3 separate regions of the Homo sapiens genome follow, and regions 1 and 2 are each linked to region 3. Evidence: chromatin loops called from intact Hi-C (ENCODE). Cell type or tissue: B cell. All regions are shown on one strand.

What was found. Peaks named below come from ENCODE experiments on the same cell type or tissue, not always from the same donor. Only the 100,000 strongest peaks of a DNase experiment are listed, where the experiment ranks them.
Region 1: a loop joins it to region 3, with 1.8 times the contacts of the local background. A loop is called at or near these places in 4 of 110 quality-filtered maps.
Region 2: a loop joins it to region 3, with 4 times the contacts of the local background. A loop is called at or near these places in 2 of 110 quality-filtered maps.

Annotation. Positions count from the first base shown.
Region 1 is chr6:113,683,314-113,687,313 of GRCh38, forward strand. No RefSeq gene overlaps it. Among named protein-coding and RNA genes, the nearest start is that of LINC02541, 35 kb to the left of the region's middle. In B cell, no CTCF peak of the experiment used is centred here; no DNase peak of the experiment used is centred here.
Region 2 is chr6:113,304,967-113,308,966 of GRCh38, forward strand. No RefSeq gene overlaps it. Among named protein-coding and RNA genes, the nearest start is that of LINC02518, 130 kb to the right of the region's middle. In B cell, CTCF peaks have their summits at 1,752 (motif pointing right) and 1,955; a DNase peak (open chromatin) is centred at 1,775.
Region 3 is chr6:113,753,851-113,757,850 of GRCh38, forward strand. No RefSeq gene overlaps it. Among named protein-coding and RNA genes, the nearest start is that of MARCKS, 100 kb to the right of the region's middle. RefSeq lists an enhancer at 1,882-2,161. In B cell, no CTCF peak of the experiment used is centred here; a DNase peak (open chromatin) is centred at 1,891.

The DNA of each region.
Region 1 (4,000 bases), 71 kb before region 3:
CCCAAAGGAAGCCACGGCTTCTCATGTTTCCTGCCAAAGAAACAAAAAACTCTATGCATGTATTATAAACAGCCATTGAGATGTAAAGACAATGAATGTAAGCCCGAATTTAAAATTTCAAAAGTCAGAGAGCACAGAAGAAGCAGAGGGAGATCTGGGAGGAGAAGACTTTAGGATCTTCCACAGTCCGTGACATCAGACTGTGTTGACCACTTGGTGCAAACAAGTGGCACCTTGGTGGTATAGGCGACCGTTGCCTAAGTTGTGCCTCTTTCTTTCTGACCGGGAAGACACTAGAACCACGATGGCATCATTTTATATGCTGTTCCAACTTCTTGAATCATGATGATGAGGCTCCATGCAGGACTCAGAGCAGAGCTCAACTGATTAGCAATGTCTACTGTGGGTACAAGAGTAGTATAACATTCTTGACGCTATACCAGAGTTTATTTCCTGAAAAAAATTTGTTTTTTTTTTTTTGAGACGGGATCTCACTCTGTCACCCAGGCTGGAGTGCAGTGGCATGATCTTGGCTCACTGCAACCTCCACCTCCTGGGTTCAAGCAATTTTCCTGTCTCAGTCTCCCGAGTAGCTGGGACTGTAGGCACAGGCCATCATGCCCAGCTGATTTTTTTTTTTTTTTTTTGGTAATTTTAGTAGAGATGGGGTTTCATCATATTGGTCAGGATGGTCTTGAACTCCTGACCTCAGGTGATACACTCCCCCACCCTTGGCCTCCCAAAATACTGGGATTACAGGTATGAGCCACCGTGCCCAGCCTATTTCCTGAAATAAACAAGGAAATTGTTTGATTCCTGGTCTGCCTTGGGATCTTTGTGATATACCTAAAATGCCTCTGTGATTCATTACCCTTGTAATCATCAAATAAGACTTCACTCAGTTGCAAGTGAGAGAAATGCTACTGCAAGAGACATAGGAAATAAGACAACTTTTGGTTCACGTAACTCAGAAGTCCAGGGAAAATGAATGTCTGGATCCATGTTCTGTGATAGTTTCATTAAGAATTGCCTTCATCCTCAGCTCTGATAGACGTGGGGCTTTATTTTAAAGCAGTACCATCTTTGTGGTAGTAAGATTGTTCTCACAGGTTTTAGGCTTATGGCCTGCTGGCTTAGCAACCAGCAAGAAGGTTGTCTCTTATCCCAATTATAGCACCAAGTAGCTTAGAGCAGACATACTGGATATCTTGGATCACATAACCATTGCTAGAATAATCACTACAACCAGGAAGATGGACAACACACAATGCCCCCACCTGAAAAATAGGCCCTTACTGACACTAGAAAGTGAAATTTGCTCTATGTGAACAACACCATTTAGGACAAGGGTGACTATCCAAAGAATAATCAGGATGTGGCTAGCAGAAGAAAGAAGAATGTAAACACGGAAGCCAAAACAGGACATTTATACCCCAAGGTCGTCCTACTTAACAGGTGAGAAGAGAGCAGTAGTAGAACATGTTAGTCAGCCTAATCTGCATAGCTGCATCATTGATTGGCTCATCAACCCTAGGAGCAAAAAGTCAGCACAATGGGAATGCAGTGGAACTGGCACCATGAAGTGTTTTGAAAAGAAATCAACTCTTTTGTTTTAAAAGAGGAAGTTGCTGCCATTCAAGTGCCCAGAAATAGAATACATTTTTCTTATATTTATTAAAGCTAATTATAGATAGAAAGAAAGCGAAGACCCCAAACCTCAACCTTGTATAGGAAAGAAGATATGTAGTTTGATTTAAAAATGTATAATAAATAATTATTTTCAAGTTAAAATACATAATGACAACAGGCATTTATTCAAGGTAAATCAATTCATTCAGAGTTATCTGAGAATAAAGAAGGTTTTGGACTAATCCAGATGTTTACTTCTATGTTGCTTTCTCTTTGCTCCAGCCGTAAAATGTTAAATTACAAATGGATCAGGGGTTAAAGAGTCCTCAGGTCAATCTTAAGTCTAAACTTTTGCCACAGAGTTTATAAAGGTTGGCAAAACCAAGAGAAGATCATCATCGCCACTACTGTAACCTCCACTCTCACCTGAAAACCATGGCAAATCTCTTGCCTGGCATCATGTTTCGTGTGTTGGTACCATAAATTGGAAAAAGTGAGCAGCTAACATCAGAAAAGTTTAGATGACAGGTTTTATGTAATGAATTATTGGGACCAGACTTTTTTTTTTTAATAAACTAGTTGACTTTAAAAAAAAAATGTTGCTCTTTTTAAAGGCTTATGCTGATAGGAAGACACCTTTACACATGAAGAAGACAACCTTCTTAATTCTCAAGGTCAGGATAGCTCCTTATCCAATTGCAGTACCCCACAAGTGATCATGGAATAATGAGACAGAAATAAAATCTTGAGGACTCAACCAGGCCATTCTCCAAAATTCAGAATTGGCCTCACTTTAATAATCACTGATGATTAAAGAATATATCTTGTTTTAAAAGAACACTTAAGTAAAGAGGTAGTTCATAATTTCCTTAAGTATTCCATCCTGGTATTTAGCAATCTTTTTTCTTAGAGAAGAAAAACTATTTGATATTTATGTCTCTGTTAATCCTTTACCTCAAAGCATTTATTCAGCCTTCATATATAATTTTCAGGGATACCTATAATGGAAAAGAAGATATTTTATTCCATAAATATTTGTGCAAAACAAGATGTTCAGTACTATTTTAACAATAATTTCAGTCATCTAATCCTTTTCTGCCTTCCACTACTTCACTGCATTTTCTGTCTTGAATTTCAACTTATAGCAATCTAATCTCTCAAGGCATATATGCTGAGGGAATGTTTTCAGCTACATTATTTGCTTCTTTAGAAGATAACTTCAGTGTAAGGGTAATGAAAGTACAGAGAGTTCTTGGAATCCTTTCTAAAATGTCCTTTGTTTAGTCAATATTTACAAATCACCTTCTTTGTTTTTGTTCTGTAAATAGAACAATAGAGAGACAGTGAAATGATAAGAGTGGTAGATGGTGCGTGGGTATGAAATTTAGCTACAGCCTTTTGAAATAAATTGGATACTAATTTAACTTGCATTTTAACCTCAAGCTGGTCATAATAGAATGGAATATGTCTTTTCTTATAACTACATAGAACCAAAGGGCTTTTTATAATTAGCAAATACCACATAGGTGTCATAGGATCTGCTTATGTTTTTCAGTTTTCATCTTTTGCTTCTCAAACTCACTGTTAATGGAGGACTACAGGACATTCACATAGACTGAGAAATTTTCCACTGTCATTCATAATGTGGGTTCTATTGAGAAGCAGACACACTGCGCTAGATACAGATACAGAGCAAAGATGAATTAGTAGCCCAGAGACTGGAAAGAAGAATCAAGAAAAAGAATTTGCTTAGATTCATTGACTTGCTGAGAGAAACACCAATTCTCTTCTAGATACTACTAAGAGTGCAGAATGGCATAGAAGAAAGCCACATAATTCAATCAGCAAATGACATTTTGGCTCAAATTCTTTTTGCTTTTTATGTCGTTTTTAGGGACAGGGCTGGAGTTCAGTGGTGTGATCACAGTTCACTGCAGCCTGGAACTCCTGGTCTCAAGCAATCCTCTCGTCTCAATCCCCCAAGTAGATGGGACTACAGGCACATGCCACCACACCTAGCTATTCTTTAATGCTTTTGTAGAGACAGGGGTCTCACCATTTTGCCTAAGCTGATTTTGAACTCCAATCCAGGGCCTCCAACCCTGGGATTACAGGCATGAGCTGCTGTACCTGGCCATATTCCCTTGCCTTTTACAGCTTCTAGAGGCTGCCTGCATTTTTGCTGTGGCCCCTTCCTCTGGCTTCAAAGCCAGCCATCTTCCTTCATTTTCACATTGCACTATAACTTAGCCAGGAAATATTCTCTCCATTTAAGGACTAATGTGATTAGACTGGGCCCACCCAAATAATCTGGGACAATCTCCTTGTCTCAAAGTTTGAACATCAATCACATCTGCAAAATCCTTTTTGC
Region 2 (4,000 bases), 450 kb before region 3:
TATTAACATTTGGTTTTTACAAGGACTCTGTGAGGTAGATATTGTTATTATTCTTCCCTACTTTGCAGAGGAGAAAACTGAGTCATGGAGAGGTCCAATAGCTTACCTAGTTAAAAAAGAAAAAAATTATACAACTAGGAAGCAGAGACAGTGGAATTTGAACCCATATACTCTGGCACCAAAGTTTGTGGCCTTAACTTTTCTGTAATACAACCCTATAGTGTTTCATATATTGTTTTTAAATGTGCCCAAGATTTTATTTTTATTCGAGGATGGTGAGGCTAACAGATCAAGAAACAGGGTTATCAAAAAGACAGTTTGTTGCTCACAGTTCCCAAGAGAAGGGACATGCTAAACCACACAGGGCCACCTGGGCAGCACCCAGGTCAGGCAGGTGGGAGAAGAAGCAAGAGGAAAGCACGGGACACAGCCTTTGTTATAGTCTTCACAGGAAGGAATGGACAAGGCAAGGGAAGCAAGCTGTGCAGTCTTAGGACTGGGTAGTTTGAATAATTTCAGTGGGCTCTGAGATACAGGGGTTATCTCTAGTTGCCTGATACCCAGCCCTGGGATAATTTGGACAGATGAATATTGCCTCCTGGAGTATAAGAACCAGACAGAATAGGTGGTTGAGAGTATGGACTTGGGATTGGTTGATTCGTATATCAAAAGCACACTTTTAGGCCAAAAAAATAAAAGTGTGCTTTTGCTATACAAACCAACCAATGGTTGCTTTTTTGCTATGTCTAGGAATAATCTAACCTTGGAAGGGGCAATCTGTCCAGGGACAGAAACACTCCAGATGCCAGAGCATCAAGAATAGAGAAAATAAGAAAATATGCTAATGCATGTATGTATTTTATTTGACTCACTAATTTACTATCTAGGGTTTTATACTATAGAAATCCATGCGTAAGCAGAGATGTGTAACACAAATGCTCAATGCAACACTGCTTGCGACTGCTAAAACTTGGAAACAATATATATATTTATCAAGAGCAGGTAGTGGGATTGATTTTGCTATAAACAGAATGGGTTGTGCAAATCTTAACAAGAGGAGAGATGACTATGTGCATTGACATGGTAGGCTGTATGTACAGTTATATTTACATGAGAAAGGCTGAGAAAGATGAAAATACTTTCTGCTTCATACACTACTGTATTGTTTCAGTTTTCATAAAGAGCCTATTCTACTTTTCATACTTTTGATAAGGATTATTTTCTGTTTTATATCCTAATAACAGAAGAATATATAAGTTAATTTGAGTGATAAGGGACTAACTGCAAATAAAAGATCAACTGCGGTGTCACTTTTGAAGAAAATACAATGATCCTGGTGTTTGTAGAAGCTGTGCCTACAGAGAAGGAAGTCAGGCTCTAGCAAATCACTGTTAGAGGTAGGGATGTTTCTGAAGAATTCTAACCACTGGCCACAAGACAACAACAGTTCTATAAAGTTAGTGGGCATCAGAACCATGTGAAGGGCTTATTACAACAAGATTGAGATTCCTGCTCCTCACCTCCAAAATTCATGATGCAGAGGGTCTGTGGTGGGCCCCAAAATGTGCATTTCTAACAAGTTGCAGGTGGTGCTGATGCTGCTAATCTGGGGACCACACTTTGAGAACCACTACTCAAGAGAATGAGCTATTGAATGAGGACACTAATTCAGAGGAGACTTTTTAACAGCTTTGAGTAGAGGCTGGCTCAACTGACCTTGACAAAGGAGCAACCAGCCATACCTGTGAGACTGGGTGAACGAAGCCTGCCAGCAGAGGGCAGTGCAAGAAATAATAGGCACCCCAAGTGTGAACAGAGCTATTGTTCTAATTTCACCTGACTTAACTGCATGACGAGAATCCGAAATGATTCACTGTTTAAGTAAGGTTAAGTAGTGATTCTTCAACATAGCTGTTTTGAGTGATCAACTGCAAGGTAAATATTTTGGGGTCGATCCTCAGGCCTGGAATACTCACATGGCCAAGTCATATATTGGTTATGGAGGATCCCAAAGGAGGCAGTGAAAAATCTTACAGCTTAAAAGCCCAGTTGTCAGGGATATTATTTGGCAAAAATATGTTTCAACTTCTCTATATGAGTCTCTTCCATTTCCATTCATATACTCCCTTGTCGAACTTGACTCTGTGAAGGGCAACACTAAATTTTACCTCCTTTGCTAAGATATTGATATGAGAGTGGTGTGGAAAATATGTCACTTTCTCATGAAAAAAATAATAGGAAACCCTGAAACTTTGCTCTAAACTTTAGCCAAATTGACTCACGAAGTTTAATTTTGGTTATCATTTCATGTTCAAAATTCAGGACAAAATGGTGAAAGAAAATACTAGATAGTAGTTTTGTTACATTTGTTTTATTATCTCAAATCGGGTTTCTGTTACAAAATATGTTTAGAGCTACTATCAAAAATAGTGTCATCATATTGATCTGAATTACAGAATGGTAAGGTACTGAGCATTTGGTTCAATTTTGTCACTTAAAGGTAGCATTGGTCATGCCAATTGATGACAAGGGCATCAAAAGGAGCAATAGCGACAAAGGGAGTACTATTAACATATGCTGTTTTATAAATAAAGTCCAAGATTTGAACCAAAGTAATCCAAGCTGAAACACTGGCATTTTACATAGAGTCAAATATTATCACCAATGTGAAATGCATTACAAGGTAGAAAAATACATTTCCTATTGTTTTCAAAAGATAATATCTATATTTTATGTTTGATGTTTATTTATTTATTTATTTATTTATTATACTTTAAGTTTTAGGGTACATGTGCACAACCTGCAGGTTTGTTACATATGTATACATGTGCCATGTTGGTGTGCTGCACCCATATATGAGTTAATGGGTATGTTCGATGTTTAAATCAGAAAGTTGTTCCGCCAAAATCTGAGAAATTAAGAACTTTTTATGTAACTCTATCACTTCTTTCTGAAGTATGACATGCCATATTATGTGATCATAGCAATAATCTAATTGCAATGACTAGTTCTTACACCACAGATTTTCAGACTCACTGTGGGATGGATAGTAAAGGATGGCAATGGTTGGTTAAATAGGGAAAAAGAATACGGACCAATGAATATGCAGGATGAATGAACAGCATTTACTGATGAACAACACAATTCCCCTCTATTAATACCAAGGACTGAATTACAACTGAGATCCTTGCTCTTCACACACTGGCAAAGACCTTTGGCAGCAGAGGGCTGAGTCATTTTTATCTGCCGTGTTGCCATGGGATTCTACTGCCCTGGAGATCCTTCTACTGGCACCTGTAGCACCAGCAATGTGCATCACTCGCACTGGGAACTCTCTCAGGGAAGAAGCAGAGACAACCCACCTGCGAACTTTTCAAAATCAGAAAGTGTCATTTTTGCAGTGATTGAGTTATCTCTTTTCCATGAATGAGCATAGCTTGATCATTTTTGCTTTTAACCTGATGTCACTAAGAGCTGTATGTGTGTGTGTGTCTGTGTGTGTGTTTAAGTATAACTGACTTCTAATGTATCAATATGACAAATGAATTACTGGATTGACTCATTTTTTCTCTGAGCACAGAATATCAAGATGCATATCATTAAGCTCTGCTATTCTGTCTTGCTCAGAAAAAACTGAAAAAAATAAAAAACTTAAAATATTCAACATAATTAATCACCAATTAATACTGAAAGCATATGTTATATTTTAAATGCCTGAAATATATATATTTTACATTTTAGGGTAAGAATGAGTCTATCTAGTTAGGCAAAATTTCCATGAGATAGCATTCATCCATTTATATTTTATGATTACTCAGAGCCCTGGCTGAAATTTAGGTTTTACTTCCAATAAAGAACATTTTTCTTAGATTAATAATATCATAAGACCAAAGAGGAATGTTTGAACTTATTAAAAATAGATAACTCTTCAAATATGCTAGAACAATTTAGAAAAATTGATTTACATTTAAATAATTTATGTATTTATATGATTATTATC
Region 3 (4,000 bases):
ATTAGCCAGGTGTGATGGCACATGCCTGTAATCCCAGCTACTTGGGAGGCTGAGGCAGAAGAATCGCTTGAACCCAGGAGGGGGAGGTTTTGGTGAACCCAGATGGTGCCATTGCACTCCAGCCTGGGCAACAAGAGCGAAACTCCATCTCAAAAAAAAAGAAAAGAAAAGAAAGGAAAAACTTCTCAGCATCACTGAACATCAGCGAAACGCAAATCAAAATCATAATGAGGTATCATCTTACCCTACTTAGAATGGCTTTTATTAAAAGGACAATAAATAACAGATGCTAGTGAGGGTGCAAAGAAAAGGGAACTCATACAGTGTTGGTGGAAATGTAAATTAGCACAACCACTATGGAAAACAGCACAGAGATTTCTCAGAAAACCGAAAATAGAACTATCATATAATACAGCAATCCCACTACTGGGTATTTATCCAAAGGAAAAGAAATCAGTATATCAAAAGGATATATATCAGTATATCAAAAGGATATGCTCACGTTTACTGCAGCCCTACTCACAATAACAAAGATATGAAATCAACCTGTGGACCAACAGATAAAGAAAATGTGCCATATATATACAATGTGATACAATTGAGCCATAAAAAATAATGAAATTATGTCATTTGCAGCAACATGGGTAGAATTAGAGGTAATTATATTAAGTGAAATAAGCCAGGCACAGAAAGACAAGTATTTCATGTTCTCACTCATATGTGGGAGCTAAGAAAGTTGATTATCATGGAGGTGGAGGGTAGAATAATAGATACCAGAGGCTGGGAAGGGTGTGTGGGTTGGGGAGAGGGATGAAGAAATGTTGTGTAATGGGTTACAAACATATGGTTAGGAAGAACGATTAAGTCGTAATGTTCAATAGCAGAGTAGAGTGACTACAGTTAACAACAGTGTATTGTACATTTCAAAATAGCGAGAAAAGAGGACTTGAAATGTTCCCAAGACATAGAAATGATGAGTCCTCGAGGTGATGGATACCCCAAATACCCTGACTTGATTATTTCACATTCTATACATGTAACAAAATATTACATGTACCCCACAAATATGTACAAATATTATATATTAATAAAAAAAGAGTCCGGGCACAGTGGCTCATGCCTGTAATCCCAGCACTTTGGCAGGCCAAGGCGGGCGGATCATGAGGTCAGGAGATTGAGACCATCCTGGCTAACACAGTGAAACCCCATCTCTACTAAAAATACAAAAAAATTAGCCAGGCGTGGTGGCAGGAGCCTGTAGTCCGAGCTACTCGGGAGTCTGAGGCAGGAGAATGGCAAGAACCTGGGAGGCGGAGCTTGCAGTGAGCCGAGATCGGGTAACTGCACTCCAACCTGGGAGATAAAGCGAGACTCCATCTAAAAAAAAAAAAAAGAAAGAAAAAGAAAAAGGTGATAAGTAGGAAACTCACAAACCATAGGATATGTAAAAACTGGGCAAGCAGGCCTCCGTAATGCAGCATTCACTATGGAGAAATAACACAAAAATATAAGGGCAATCCAAGTTCCTAGTATTCCAAGTGGACCAGTAATTAGTAGTAATTGAACATGAGGCCTGTACCATCAAGAAACTATGGGAGCCTTTTTGATCCTAACTTCATTGAATACTATTAATAAAATGACTCTGACCAAAACACTGACATATGTATACTTCAGCAGACAGTACAGGGAAAGCATACATATGACTGAGATGTGGAAGGCTTCCAGAGCTCTGCTCATTTCTTCAAGAGGTCAGCCCCCATAACCTGCTGCGTTATTGGTTCAAAGCCGCTGTGGGACCATCCAAGCAAGCAGTCACCCCACTTCCTGCTAATCCTCCAAATCTTCCCCAGGGGTTTGCATTGCAAGCCTGTCCTGACTCTGCTTCCCCAGGGACTCCTCTAGGCTCACAGCATGGGGAATTCTATGGCTGTAAGAAGATACTCCAAGAAGATGGAAGATCAGAACTGTATTAACTCACAGACAAGTCTGAAAGAGGAGATGTGGCTCTGCACTCCCAGATGAAAGAGATTTAAGCTTGTGAATCACTGAAAATAGCAAGAAATCAGACAAAAAGGGCCTTGTCCCAGAGTAATAACCTCACTCAGAGATTAAAATAGGTCTGACCTTTGTCTGTGGGACTGTGTTGTCTCAGTCATATTTAGTTGCTCCAGCTGAGGACTTCTGAAACCTCCATCTGCATGTTGTGAAACCCCTTCTCTTGGTCACGGGGTGGTCTCTTCCCGAACACAGAAGAGCCACTTATTCTGGAGGGTACTTAATGGGGTTTGTGGCTTCCAAGCCAAGAAAGTGGAGCTCACTGAGGTTCTATTTTTTTTCTTGCTCAAATAAAGTTAGAAACACTATCATGTGACAGTCAAGAAAATTGAGGTTCCTCAACTGACACTGAAGTTACATGACCCTCATCCACCTGTTCACTCACCTCTGGAAGGACTTGAAAGTTCCAATCTCCTTGTATGGCTTCTCTGCTCAGAAAGCTCATGAGAGGAGCCCACTGTGACTGTTTTTTGAGATTTGGGGGTACAGCTTTGTTGAACAGGATCAACAGAACAGAAGGCAAGCTATTTATAGCCAGAAAGCCCTGGGACCAGGACTCCAGAAGCCTGTTCTTAACTTCCAACCCTGTCCATGAGTCACTGCCTCACGCCCAAATTATTTCTTGCTTCCTCAGTTTCACCTACTATAAAGTGGAGATAATCATACTCATTCCTACTTTCTTGGTATATTGTGAAAAGAAATTATTACATACGTGAGCCCTAGGGAAGAAAGACTTAAACCATCTTTATTGCTATTTCTTATTGCCAAATAGTATCTATGGTAATCATAGCTTTCTTCTACTAATAACCCATGCTACCTCTGGCCTGGTATCCTAAATGTCAAAAGATGTATATCACATTACAGTTTTGAAGTCCTCTGTTCTTTAAAATATTGCTTTTAATTCACATAGCATCTAATTTTGATCAGAGTCATTTACCAAAAATCATTTTACCAAAAATCATTTTGCATGAGTAGCCTCAACTAAGATGCAGCAGGAGCTGAAGACTGCAATGCACAGTAAATACAACCCAGGGGCTTCAAGTATAAACCCTTGGTCTCACAGTATACTGATATGGTTTGGCTCTGTGTCCCCACCCAAATCTCATCTTGAATTGTACTCCCATAATTCCCACATATTGTGGGAGGGACCCTGTGGGAGATAATTGAATCATGGGGTCGGTTCCCCCATACTATTCTTGTGGTAGTAAATAAGTCTCACGAGATCTGATGGTTTGATAAAGAGAAACCCGTTTCACTTGGCTCTCATTCTGTCTCTTGCTGCCACCATGTGAAACGTGCCTTTCACTTTCCACCATGATTGTGAGACCTTCCCAGCCACATGGAACTGTAAGTGCAAAAAGCCTCCTTCTTTTGTAAATTGCCCAGTCTCAGGTATGTCTTTATCAGCAGCGTAAAACAGACTAATACATATACCATCCCATTAGATAGTAGTGGCCATTTTCTTTCCTGATTTATTCTTCTATTGTCCTCTTTGACCTGGAAGGAATTAAGGTGACAGTGGTGCCATTCATTTGTATGTCTTATTTAAACCACCCCCATTACCAAGCATTATTTTAAAACTTGCCTGGGATAAGCAAAATCGTGTGGTCCACACCATCAGACTCTAACTCACCTAAAATAGTTTTCTGTTCTCTTATAGTAAAAGTGACATGTAAAAATCAAACTTGAAGTTTTATTTTCAATTGTGGTAAATTATACATAAAAATCTATGTTAATCATTTTCAAGAGTGTACAGTTCAGCAATATTACATACATTCACATTGTTTGTGTAACCATTACCACCATCCATCTCCAGAATGTTTTCGTCTTTCCAAATTGAAACTGTGTACCCATTAAACAATTCTCCCCATTCCTCACTCCTTCCAGCACCTGGTAACCACCATTCTACTTTTCATCTCTATGAATTTGACCACTCATGTAAGTA